Linked DNA regions of Homo sapiens: region 1 is linked to region 2. Evidence: read pairs that join two places in POLR2A ChIA-PET (ENCODE). Cell type or tissue: CD4-positive, alpha-beta T cell. All regions are shown on one strand. Each heading gives the region's core, and the rest is flanking DNA. Links, peaks and the distances in the headings are about the cores only.

The links. Peaks named below come from ENCODE experiments on the same cell type or tissue, not always from the same donor. Only the 100,000 strongest peaks of a DNase experiment are listed, where the experiment ranks them.
Region 1: POLR2A ChIA-PET joins it to region 2 with 5 read pairs; 1 of 35 experiments calls an interaction of 5 or more read pairs at or near these places.

The regions. Positions count from the first base shown.
Region 1 is chr17:32,124,030-32,130,540 of GRCh38, reverse strand. No RefSeq gene overlaps it. Among named protein-coding and RNA genes, the nearest start is that of RHOT1, 15 kb to the left of the region's middle. RefSeq lists enhancers at 2,809-2,868, 2,929-3,148. In CD4-positive, alpha-beta T cell, for the core only: no CTCF peak of the experiment used is centred there; a DNase peak (open chromatin) is centred at 2,980; H3K4me3 peaks cover 1,661 bases; H3K27ac peaks cover 1,892 bases.
Region 2 is chr17:30,348,920-30,355,430 of GRCh38, reverse strand. No RefSeq gene overlaps it. Among named protein-coding and RNA genes, the nearest start is that of TMIGD1, 18 kb to the right of the region's middle. In CD4-positive, alpha-beta T cell, for the core only: no CTCF peak of the experiment used is centred there; a DNase peak (open chromatin) is centred at 3,010.

The DNA.
Region 1 (6,511 bases), core at 1,897-4,396, 1.8 Mb before region 2:
ATAAACTTAGATGGTTTTCTCATTATTTAATTTTGAGAGTAATTTACATATTTTGGATGAGAGTACTTTTTTTTGTTGTTGTTGGTGTTTAACAAGACTTGACAGATGCAAGCACTTTATCAGAAATCTGATTTTCAAATATTTTCTCTCAGCCTGTGACGATCTTTTCATTTTTTCAACAGCGTCTTTTGAAAGCAGTTCTTAAATTTTTTTGAATGTGCCAAACACATTCATATTTATTTTCTTTTTTTAAAAGTAAATAATAAACAGCAGTTTATCAGTTTGTTAAACAAAAAAAATGACAGGCTGAGGTAAGTCTCCATCAGCCAAAGTTTATTGAGTCCAAGCTTGAGGAAGTGCCCAGGAAAAACACAAGGCACAGAAAGAGTCTGTGGCATGGATTCTCTGAAGAGGTTTTAAGGAGATTTAGTATTTATACATATCCTTAAACAGGGGAAGGCATGGCCAGGCACGGTGGCTCAAGCCTGTAATCCCAGCATTTTGGGAGGCCGAGGCAGGCAGATCACCTGAGGTCGGGAGTTGGAGACCAGCCTGACCAACATGAAGAAACCCCATCTCTACTAAAAATACAAAATTAGATGGGCGTGGTGGTACATGCCTATAATCCCAGCTACTCGGGAGGCTGAGGCAGGAGAATCGCTTGAACCTGGGAGGCGGAAGTTGTGGTAAGGCAAGATCACGCCATTGCACTCCAGCCTGGCCAACAAGAGCGAAACTCTATCTCAAAAAAAAAAAAGAGGGGTGGGGAAGGCATGTAGGATGAGGGGCAGGTAAGTAGTGAGACAGGGAATGGTTATATTCTTGTGAGACTTTAGTTAGTGCCCAGTAGATCTGCATTTTACATAAGATAAGGTGAACTTCTGAAGGAAAAAAAGGGAGTAAAGGAAGAATTAATTGTGCAGGTGTCTCCGGGTAGGTGGAAGCATGATTAATCTCATCTTCGCTTTGTTCTGCACCTGGAAAGATAAGCTTGGAATCAACATTATCCGTGTAGAAAGGAACAACATTGGTTTCAGGAGCTACATTTAGATTGCAGACCTAAAGTTACAATCAACATGCCCTCATTTTACGGGTGGATATACATCTTGACATCTTGAAAGTTTTTGAGGCAGCAAAATATTTAAGTGTGACTGATTTGTGGGGCAAACATCTGGAGCTGCCTGAGGCCTTTTGCATCCTGTGGGGGTCTGGCTAATGCTTCATGCTTTCACACAAGCTTGTGAAGTAGCAGCTTTGCACTTGGCAAAAGCATGGCAGTGTTGTGTGGCACAACCTCCAGGCTTAACTTTCTCTTTGGCATAAGGAGTTTGGGGATCCTGAGATTCTTTTTATTTTCCTTTATAAGTTTTACTTTTTTAAAACCTAAGCTTAACATTACATATTTAAACAACTGTCAAAACTTACTAAGTTGCCAGCCAGCATTCACGCACAACTAGAAAACATGCTTAATTTATATTAAACCAGAAATATATTACCATTAATATCTTTCAGTACTAAATACTGGGGAAAAAAAGCAATTATTTCTGTAGAAGATTCATCCTGAACAATGTTAACTTATCAGCAGGCTGACACCACTTGCATCACATTTCAAGAAAAATTGAAAATCAGATACATTGGTAGTGTACAATCTTGTACACTACCGAAGAATCATAGCTGGATGGGTGCAGTGGCTTCCACCTGTATTCCCAGCACTTTGGGAGGCTGAGGCGGGAGGCTTCCGTGATAGTTAAACTCTGCCTGTTGAAAAAAAACAAACCGGGGATGGTGGCAAAGTCACGCCTGTAATCCCAACACTGTGAGAGGCCGATGCAGAAGGACTGATTGAGTCCAGGAGCTTGAGACCAGCCTGGGCAACATGGAGAAACCCTGTCTCTACAAAAAATACAAAAATTAGCTAGGCATGCTGGTGCATGCCTGTAGTCCCAGCTACTCGGGAGGCCTAGGTGGGTGGGAAGATTGCTTGAGCCTGGGAGGTTGAGGCTGCAGTGAGCCAAGATGGAGCCATAGCCTGGGTGACAAAGCGACACCCTGTCTCAAATAAATAAATAAATAAATGAGTCACAGCTTACTTTGGATTATGTTTAATTAAGAAAAGCAAAGTGCATACAGAGATTTATAACTTTAAAAACAAAAAAAAAAAGTCTTTTTATATGATCCAAAGAATAAACTCAAAAGTCCATGACAAATAGAAGTTCTAAACAATTGTTTACAAATACTTTAGGTATAATTACAGTAAAAGTCAAGTTCATTTGAAATCACCAAAAAAAAAGTTTCAGGTTGGACACGGTGGCTCACCACCTGTAATCCCAGTATTTAGGGATTTTCTTACAATAAAAGGCATACAGGTTGATTATTTTAGGCATACAGGTTGATTATTTTAGGCATACAGGTTGATTATTAAATGACATGATTGCCCATATATAAAATTTTAAGGAATCTAAAAACAAAAAACAGCTTCCAAAACTAGTGAGTTTAGAAGCACAGAGGATGCAACATAAATATATGAAAATCGATTGTATTTCTATATAGTAACAAAAAACAAGTAGACACTAAAATTAAAACTACTATGTTGTTTATAATCATTCGAAAAGGTAAATACTTAGCTATAAATCTCACAAAACATGGACAGAACTCATAAGCTGAAACCTACACAGTGCTGAGGAAAACAGTCCCTGGATCATCCTGCAGCCTGGAGGGCACCGCCTCGGCGGCCCGGCTGACTCTCACGGCCCTGGGACTTTCAGGGTGGAGCGTGAACAGGCTTCCGGGAAACATCTTCCATCAGCCAAACCGTCCCGCTGCCTTATTGAAGAAGTCCATCTTCCAGTTTTTCTGCTCATATCTCTGAATCTCTCCTTGGCAAAGGCTCACGTGGGCTCCGGCACGGGCGTCATGCGGAGGACAAGGAAGGGGAGCCGCGCGTCTGGGGGTGACTCCCGGAGCCCCGCCTGCACCCAGGCCCGCCCTTCCTGCGCAGTGGCCCTGCCTGAGGCTGCTTTCCACCAGCGGGAATCGAAACTGATCTAGATGAGAACACATATGTGGAGGGAGGAGACTTGGCTAGAAAGGAGAAAGAGCAAGAACACCTTTATGAGGCAGAGAAGGGACAGTGACGAGGATTAGGGTTCAGGGCTGCAGGCTGCCCCCCTGCTGGTCCCCCAGCTCAGGCCCCTCCCCACCCCTCCCTCTAGCCGAACTCTCATCAGCAGGACCAGGCAGCACAGGGCTTGGCCCAAAAAGAACAAATTGAAGTTATTCAGAGAGCTGAGGAAACCCCTCTTATAGGCATCAACTGGTTTCCAGGAAAAGAGAGATGTTAATAGCTGACCCCACCACTGCAATGACTCTTTTGAGCCCTAAAGCAAATAGAAAAATCACTGGGGTAGGGAAGAAACATTTCGCATAGTGGTGCTCAGACTTTGGTAAGACAAGAATCTTCCAAGATTTGGGTGCTTGGGGGTAGGGCTAGAAATGTGCATTCTCTTTTTTTTTTTTTTGAGATAGGGTCTCGGTCTGTTGCCCAGGCTGGAGTGCAGTGGCTCAATCATGGCTCACTGTAGCCTCGACCTCCCGGGCTCAAGTGATCCTCCCACCTCGGCCTCCCAAGTAGCTGGGACCAGCGACATGCACCACCACGCCCCGCTAATTTTTTACTTTTTTGTAGATGCAGAGTCTTGCTATGTTGCTCAGGCTGGTCTTAAACTCCTGGGATCAAGTGATCCTCCTACCTTGGCCTCTCAAAGTGCTGGGATTATAAGTGTGAGCCACCATGCCCAGCTGAAAGCTGCATTTTCAGCAAGCCTCTCACACAGACCTTGGTTTTGTGGGCCCTAAAGATTACAAATATAGGGGGCATCTTTAAGAAAAATAATTTCTTTTTTTTTTTTTGTCTTTGAAACAGACTCTGGCTCTGTCACCCAGGCTGGAGAGCAGTGGCATGATCTCTGCTTACTGCAGCCTCCACCTCCAGGACTCCCACCTCAGCCTCCCAAATAGCTGGTACTACAGGTGCACACCACCACGCCCAACTAATTGTTACATTTTTTGTAGAGACAGGGTTTCCTCATGTTGTCCAGGCTGGCCTTGAACTCCAGGGCTCAAACGATCCTACCACTTTGGCCTGCCAAAGGCTCGGATTACAGGCATGAGCCACCGTGCCTGGCCAAAAAATAATATCTTACTTTACAAAACTAGATGAGCATCTGTGTGCATTGCTAGTGGGGCCCCACACAAGGGAAGGACCCTGCGGCACAAGCCTCGTAGCCCTTCCCATGAGTCCACTTCTGAGCCAAGAGGATTTTGATGCAGGAAGAAAGAGCTTCCTTGAAGAAACACAGACCAGTGCTTTAGTCACAGCATTACTGAGCACCTGCTGGGTGCCAGGCCCTGAGCTTGACTGTGGGGACCACAAACCAAGAGGGCACTGACCTTTCCCACCATGTATCATTAGAGTTGGTGGTTATGAAAATTATTAAATGCACTAACACGCTATGAAGGAAATGTAGTCAGTGTTCTGGGGGGAGAAAAGGGGGCCGGCAGCTAAGTGAAACCAGGCAAGTTACTTTAAATCTCCAAGCCTCAGTTTCCTCATCTGTAAAATGGAGCTCATCACAGAACCTATTTCATAAGGTTGTTGTGAGGATTAAAAGAGCTAATGCCTGTGAGGTACTTAAGTCCGTGCCCGGCACAGAGTGAGCACTCTAAGTTATATCTGTGTTTTTGCATATCGGACCTGTGATTGGTGAGACCAGGGTGGACTTCAGGGAGGGGGTGGGCCTTTGGTTTAGGACAGATGGTGCATTCCAGGGACTGCAGGGAGAAGGAGTAGAAGAGCACGCTCCTCTCTGTGTGTGCACTTGTGTGTGCATGTGTGTGTGTTTGTGCACGTGTGTCCTCAGGGAGAGATGAGCAGCTCCTTGTGACTGAAGAGCAGACATCAAGAAGGAGGCACTTAGACACCAGGTGCTGCAGAAGCAGCAGGGTCCCAGTCTGGAGGCCTCGTATTCCAGGCCAAGGAGATTAGACACTGGGTGCTGGAGAAGCAGCAGGGGCCTGGTTTGGAGAAGTGGGCAGGGGACTGATCTGGAGGCCCTTGTGTTCCAGCAAAGGAGCTCAGACTTTCTCCTGAGCAGTGCGAAGCATCACTGAAGGACTGTAAGCAGAGGAGTAAGAAAGCAGGTTTTGTGTGTCATAAAAATACTCGAGTGGTAAAGAGGCGGAGGGATTGGAGGAGGTAAGACAAACCGCAGGAGGCTGTCTGGGAGGCAGTACAGACATCCAGCTGAGACTCGCACTCAGCTCAGAGCCTGGGCAATGGCAGTGGGACAGAGACAGGCCAAGTAACTGGCCATTTGTGTTATGAAAAGTGCTGTTTCACAGCTTCCTATTACTCACAGTAAAGAACTGCAGCAGGGCTGGATAAGGCCATGGTACAATATTAACTTCACAGAGATAGCAGGTCATCTGATATGAAACCACTCCCTGGCAGACGCCTGGTCTGTCTGGCAACCATGTTGGCACCGTAATCCCATTTCATTTTTTTTTTCTTTTAAGACAAAAGTTTCCCTCTTGTTGCCCAGGCTGGAGTGCAATGGCCCAGTCTCAGCTCACTGCAACCTCCTCCTCCTGGGTTCAAGCGATTCTTCTGCCTCAGCCTCCCACGTAGCTGGGATTACAGGAGACTGCTACCACACCTGGCTAATTTTTGTGTTTTTAGTAGAGGCGAGGTTTCACCATGTTGGTCAGGCTGGTCTTGAACTCCTGTCCTCAGGCAATCCACCGGCCTCGGGCTCCCAAAGTGCTGGGATTACAGGTGTAAGCCACTGCGCCCGGCCCATGATCCCATTTCTGAGCACATACAATCAATTCTCATAGTGTGGTCCCCTCTGCCCATTTCTCTGTGGGCAAGAGGTTCTGAAATACCCAATATAAAACACTGTGATGGGGCCAGGCACAGTGGCTCATGCCTGTAAATCCCAGCGCTTTGGGAAGCCGAGGTGGGCGGATCAGTTGAGCTCAGGAGTTTGAGACTAGCCTGGACAACATGGCAAAACCCCGTCTCTACAAAAAATACAAAAATAAAAAATAAAACACTGTGATGGGAGTGGGGGTTTGTGTGGGACAGTTCAGTTGGCACCCATGTGGAGTTAATCAGACCCCATGGAGCTACTCAGATCAAAGTGATTTAAGCATTTTTTGTCTTCATGAACAAAGACAAGTTCCAGAGGTACAGCCTAAACTTCAGACCCTCAAGTTTTGGCTGGAGTGAGTGAACCAGAACAGTGAGTCCCAATCTTTTAAGGGAAGCATAATTTATATAAAGTAAGGCCTGCGACAGGGTCAACATTAGAATGGGCTCGTAGTGAAATAAGAGCCCTGTGAAACTTCCTGTGGAGTTACACAAATTACAAATCCACCAGGACTTTCCCCAGTGTCCAACTTCCAAAAATACTGTGTGTATAAAACAGTAACGTAATTCAAAGAAGTTATC
Region 2 (6,511 bases), core at 1,889-4,388:
CACAACTTCAGCACAAGACCTCCTTCCAACTACACTGCTGCATACTTGAACTGCCCTAGGCTTATTACAAAGGTGGGCTCTTAATGATGGATCTCTATACCTCCTCATCACGAGAAGATCAAAGGGTAAGAAAGACAAGGGTGAAAATACATCTGCAGTCTTCTTCCTCCAACTCCAATTGAGAGCAAGAGACACAAAGAATCAGGAATTGGTTATGATGCCTAGTGGTGGCAGTGGTGGCAGAAACATCTGTTTCTAGGGGCAACTTGAGTTTCTGCAATGGGGCAGTATTCAGTGTTTTGAGGCCCCCATTCCAAGCTGTGGCATTTAGTGGTTCATCAGTAATGGTCTTCCTGGATGGGTTTATGGCAATGTTTAGCCTGTGGTCTTAGTTGCTACTGGGACCTTCTTGTTCCAATCCTTCACTGAACCTGTTTCTTTCTCCTCCTCTACAATATGTCATCAGTAAACTTCCTTCATGCTTAAATAAGCTAGAGTTAGTTTCTGTTACTTCCAACTAAAACCTCTGACTGGACCATGATTAAATTTTCATTTTCAATATTACTATCACAGTGCATCATATTTCCAATTTTTAAAAAAAGGACTAGTAGCTCAAAAGTAGTTCATTAAAATATTCATATAACCCACAGTTAATATAATGCTTAATAGTGAAAGATTGAAAGCTCCCTTAAAATCAGGAACAAACCAAGAATGTTCACTTTCCTTTTTTTTTTCCTTTGGTTTGTTTGTTTATTTGAGATGGAGTCTTGCTCTGTCACCCAGGCTGGAGTGCAGTGGTGCAATCTCAGCTCACTGCAACCACCACCTCCCAGGTTCAAGCGATTCTCCTGCCTCAGCCTCCTGAGTAGCTGGGACTATAGGCGCACGCCACCATGCTCGGCTAATTTTTGTATTTTTAGTAGAGACAGGGTTTTACCATGTTGCCCAGGATGGTCTCGATCTCCTGACCTTGTGATCCACCTGCCTTAGCCTCCCAAAGTGCTGGGGTTACAGGTGTGAGCCACCGTGCCTGGCCAGAATGTTCACTTTCTATTAAACATTGTGCTGGATATTCCAGTCAGGTCAATTAGATAAGAAAAAAAAAAAAGACATCCAGATAGGAAAGAGAGAAATAAGACTATCTCTATTTGTAGATGACATGATTTACTTTTACGTATAGAAAACCTTAAGGAATCCATTATAAACCTATTAAAACTAATAAACAAGTTCAGTAAGGTTGCCAGATACAAAAGCAACATGCAAAAATTAATTTTATTTATATACACTAGCAAACAACAATCCAAAGATGAAATTAAGAAAACAATTTCATTTATAATGGCATCAAAAAGAATAAATAAACTACTTAGGAATCAGTTTAACCAAAGAAGTGCAAGACTTGTACACTGAAAACTACAAAACACTATTGAAAGAAATTAAAGAAAACCTAGACATCCCATGTTCATGGATCAGAAGACTTGATATTGTAAGATGCCAATACTTCAAACTAATCTATATATTTAATGCAATTCCTATCAAAATACTAGCATCTTTTCTTGTGGAAGTTGATATACTAATCCTAATATCCATATGGAAATGCAAGAGACTCAGAAAAGCCAAAAACAACCTTGAAAAAGAAGAACAAAGTTGAAGGATTCATGTTTCCTGATTTCAAAACCTAGTATAAAGTTACAGTAATCAAGAGGGTGCTAATAGCATAGGGATAGACATATAGATCAATGGAATGGAATTGAACATTCAGAAATAAACCCTACTATTTTTGGTCAATTGATTTTCAGCAAGGGTGCCAAGACCATTCAATGGGGGAAAGAATAGCCTTTTTAACAAATGGTGCTGGGTCAACTGGATATCCACAAGCAAAAAAATGGATATGGACTCCTATCTCACACCACAGGCAAAAATTAACTTAAAATAAATTCTGGGTCAAGCATGGTGGCTCACACCTGTAATCCCAGCACTTTAGTGGGCCCAGGCAGGTGGATCACCGGAAGCCAGGAGTTCGCGACCAGCCTGGCCAACATAGTGAAACCCCGTCTCTACTAAAAATACAAAAATTAGCTGGGCATGATGGCAGGAGCCTGTAATCCCAGCTACTCAGGAGGATGAGGCAGGAGAATCACTTGAACCCAGGAGGCAGAGGTTGCAGTGAGCTGAGATCACACCATTGCACTCCAGCCTGGGCCACAGGAGTGAGACTTCGTCGCAAAAAATAAATAAATAAAATAAAATAAAATAAATAAATAAATCTGGTCCTAAATATAAGAGTTAAAACTATAAAATTCTTAGAAGAAAATATAACCTTGGATTAGGCAATGGTATTTTAGATATGACACCAGAAGTATACATGACAAAAGGAAAAATAACTGTTAAGCTTTTTTACAATTAAAAATTGTGCTACAGGCCAGACGTGGTGGCTCACGCCTGTAATCTCAGCACTTTGGGAGGCTGAGATGGGCGGATTGCCTAAGGTCAGGAGTTCAAGACCAGCCTGGCCAACATGGTGAAACCACGTCTCTACTAAAAAAAAAAAAAAAAAAACACACACACACACAAAAATTAGCCGGGCATGGTGGTGGGCACCTGTAATCCCAGCTATTCGGGAGGCTGAGGCAGGAGAATGGTTTGAGCCCGGGAGGTGGAGGTTGCAGTGAGCCAAGATTGTGCCACTGCACTTCAGCCTGAGTGACTGAGCAGGACTCTGTCTCAAAAAAAAAAAAAAAAAAAAAAATTGTGCTGTGAAGCCTCTATCAGGCTGGGCATGGTAGGTAGTTCATGCCTGTAATCCCAGCACTTTGGGAGGGCCAGGCTAGAGGATTCCTTGAGCCCAAGAGTTCCAGAACAGCCTGAGCAACATATGGGGACCCCCATCTCAACCAAAACAAATTAACAGTTAGCTGGGTATGGTGGTGCATGTCTGTGATCTCAGCTACTGGGGGTTGGGGGCTGGGTGGTGCTGTCTGAGGTGGGAGGGTCATTTGAACCCAGGAGGTCACGGCTGCAGTGAGTCATAATCACACCACTACACTCCAGCCTGGGTGACAGAGCATGACCTGTTTCAAAGGACACTATCATGAAAGTGAAAAGAAAAGACAACCCACAAAATGAGAGAAAACATTTGCAAATCATATATCTATTAAGGGATTTGTATTTAAAATATATAAAGAGTCTTACAACTCAACAATTAAAAAAAAAACTTAAAATGGTCAAAAGATTTGAATGGACATTTTTCCAAAGAAGGTATACAAGTGGCCAAGCAGCACATGAAAAGATGTTCAATGTTATTACATATTAGGGAAATGTAAATGAAAACCTCAACGAGATTGCTAAAGGGTATGACGTTTCTCTTGTGGATGATGAAAATGTTCTAAAATTGATTGCAATGATGTTGCACAACTGTGAATGTAGTAAAAACCATTTAATTGTATACTTTAAATGGGTAAATTATATCTCAGTATGTAGGTAAATTATATCTCAATAAAGCTGTACCAAAAAAAAAAAAAAAAAAAAACCCTCACAGTGAGATGACACTTTATACTTACAAGGATGGCTAAAATAGAAAAGAGACAATAACAAGTGTTGATGAAAATGTGGACAAATTGTAACCCTTGTACATTGCTGGTGGAATTGTTAATGGTACAGTCACTATGGAAAACAAGTTAGGTGTTCTTCAAAATGTTAAACATAGAGTTACTATATGACCCAGCAATTGCACTCATAGATATATAGCCAAGAGAAATGAAAACACATGTCCACAAAAAAACTTGTACATGAATGTTCATAGTAGCATTATTCAAAATAGCCAAAACTGGAAGCAATACAAACATCCAGGATGCACAAATTAACAAAAATGTGTTATATCCCTACACTGAACAATACTAGGCCGTAAAAAGGAAGGAAGTCACATACTGCAATATGGATGAATTTTGAAATCATCATGCTAACTTAAAGAGGTCAGATAGAGGCCGGGAGCAGTGGCTCTAGCCTGTAATCCCTGCACTTTGGGAGGCTGAGGCGGGCAGATCACAAGGTCAGGAGTTTGAGACCAGCTTGGCCAATATGGTGAAACCCCGTGTCTACTAAAAATACAAAAATTAGCCAGGCATGGTGATGCACACCTGTAGTCCCAGCTACTCAGGAGGTTGAGGCAGGAGAATCGCTTGAACTCAGGAGGCAGAGGTTGCAGTGAGCCAAGATCACGCCACTACACTCAAGCCTGGGCGACAGAGCAAGACTCCATCTCCAGAAAAAAACGGCCAGGCATGGTGGCTCACGCCTGTAATCCCAGCACTTTGGGAGGCCGAGGCGGGTGGATCACGAGGTCAGGAGTTCAAGACCAGCCTGGCCAACATGGTGAAACCCTGTCTCTACTAAAAATAAAAAAAAATTAGCCGGGCGTGGTGGCAGGCGCCTATAGTCCCAGCTACTCGGGCGGCTGAGGCAGGAGAATAGTGTGAACCCGGGAGGCGGAGCTTACAGTGAGCCCAGATCACGCCACTGCACTCCAGCCTGGGCGACAGAGTGAGACTCAGTCTCAAAAAAAAAAAAAAAAAAAAAAAAAAAGAGGTCAGATAGAAAAGACCACATATTGTGTGACTACATTTAAATGAAATGTCCAGAATAAGCAAATCCATAGAAACAGAAAGTAGATTAGTAATTGCCAGGGACTGTAAGGCAGAGGGAGAAATAGGGAGTCAATGCTTAGGGATGCAGAGTTTCTTTCTGTGGGGATGAAAATGTTCTAACACTAGTCAGGATGCTTGCACAATTCTGTGAATATATTAGAAACCACAGAATTGTATTCTTTAGAAGGGTGCATTTTATGTATATTAAATCCGTTGAAGTTTTTTTAAAAATCATGAACATAGGAATATAAATACCACAAATCATAACAGCATTATAAAGTTAAATAGTGACCAGATGCAGTGGCTAACACCTGTAATGCCAACAGTTTGGGAGGCCATGGCAGGAGGATCACTTGAGGCCAGGAGTCTGAGACCAGCCTGGGAAACACAGCAAGACTCCATCTCTTAAAAAAAAAAAAGCTGGGCATGGTGTTGCATGCCTGTTGTCCTACCTCCTCAGGAGGCTGAGGCAGGAGAATCCCTTGAGCCCAAGAGTTCCAGGCTGCACTGAGCTATGATCAAGCCACTGCACTGTAGCCTGGGCAATGGAGTGAGACCCTGTCTCAAAAAAACAAAAGTTGGCCGGGCACAGTGGCTCATGCCTGTAATCCCAGCACTTTGGGAGGTGGAGGCGGGTGGATCACTTGAGGCCAGGAAGACCAGCCTGGCCAACATGGTGAAACCCCGCCTCTACTAAAAATACACAAATTAGCCGGGTTTGATGGCTCTGTAATCCCAGCCACTCAGGGGGCTGAGGCATGAGAATCACTTGAACCTGGGAGGTGGAGGTTGCAGTGAGCTGAGATCACGCCATTGCACTCCAGCCTGGGCTACAGAGTGAGACTCTGTCTCCAAAAAAAAAAAAAAAAAAAGGCAAATAGTGAACAAACAGGACTCTACTTAAACTGTAGTGTGACCCTGTATGTGATAGGATAAGCCTCTGAAAATATGATTCTTTTACATAAATAGTTCAAAAATAACAGTATAGTAGTAAAAGGGCTGATGAGTGTCCAAAAATTGGATTTTACCGTGTGTGATGGTTAATTTTACATGTCAACTTGACTGGGCTAACAAATGCCCAGATAGCTGGTAAAACATGATTTCTGGGTGTGTCGGTGAGGTGTTTCTGGAAGAGATTAGCATTTGAATCAGTAGACTGAGTAAAGATCTGTCCTCACTAATTCCATGGGTATCATCTAACTCATTGAGAGCCGGAATAGAACAAAAAGGTGGAGGGAGGACAAATTCTCTGTTTGAGCTGGGAAGTACATCTCACCTCTCTGTGGATATCAGCACTCATGGTTCTCAGGTCTTTGGACTTGGACCAGGACTTTATACCATCAGCTCCCTGATTTTTAGGACTTTGGACTCAGGCTGAATTACACTACCAGCTTTCTTGGTTCTCCAACTTGGATCTCCAAATGACAGATCATGGGACTTTTTGGCCTCCATCATCACATCAGCCAATTCCTATAATAAGTCTCTTCATTCATAGATAGAGACAGAGACAGGGAGAGAGAGAGATCTTGTTGGTTCTGTTTCTCTGGAACCCTGACTGATACACTGGGCTAGCAATGTATTCATCTCTACTTCTCAGTGTATTGTTTGTTTGTTTGTTTGTTTGAGACGAAGTATCATTCATTCTGTCACTTAGGCTGAAGTGCAGTGGCACAATTTCAGCTCATTGCAACCTCTGCCTCCCAAGTGGAAAGGATTCTCCTGCCTCAGCCTCCTGAGTGGCTGGGATTACAGGTGTGTGCCACCACATGTGGCTAATTTTTTCATTTGTGGTAGAGACAGGGTTTCACTCTGTTAGCCAGGCTGGTCTTGAACTCCTGGCCTCAAGTGATCTGCCTGCCTCGCCTCCAAAA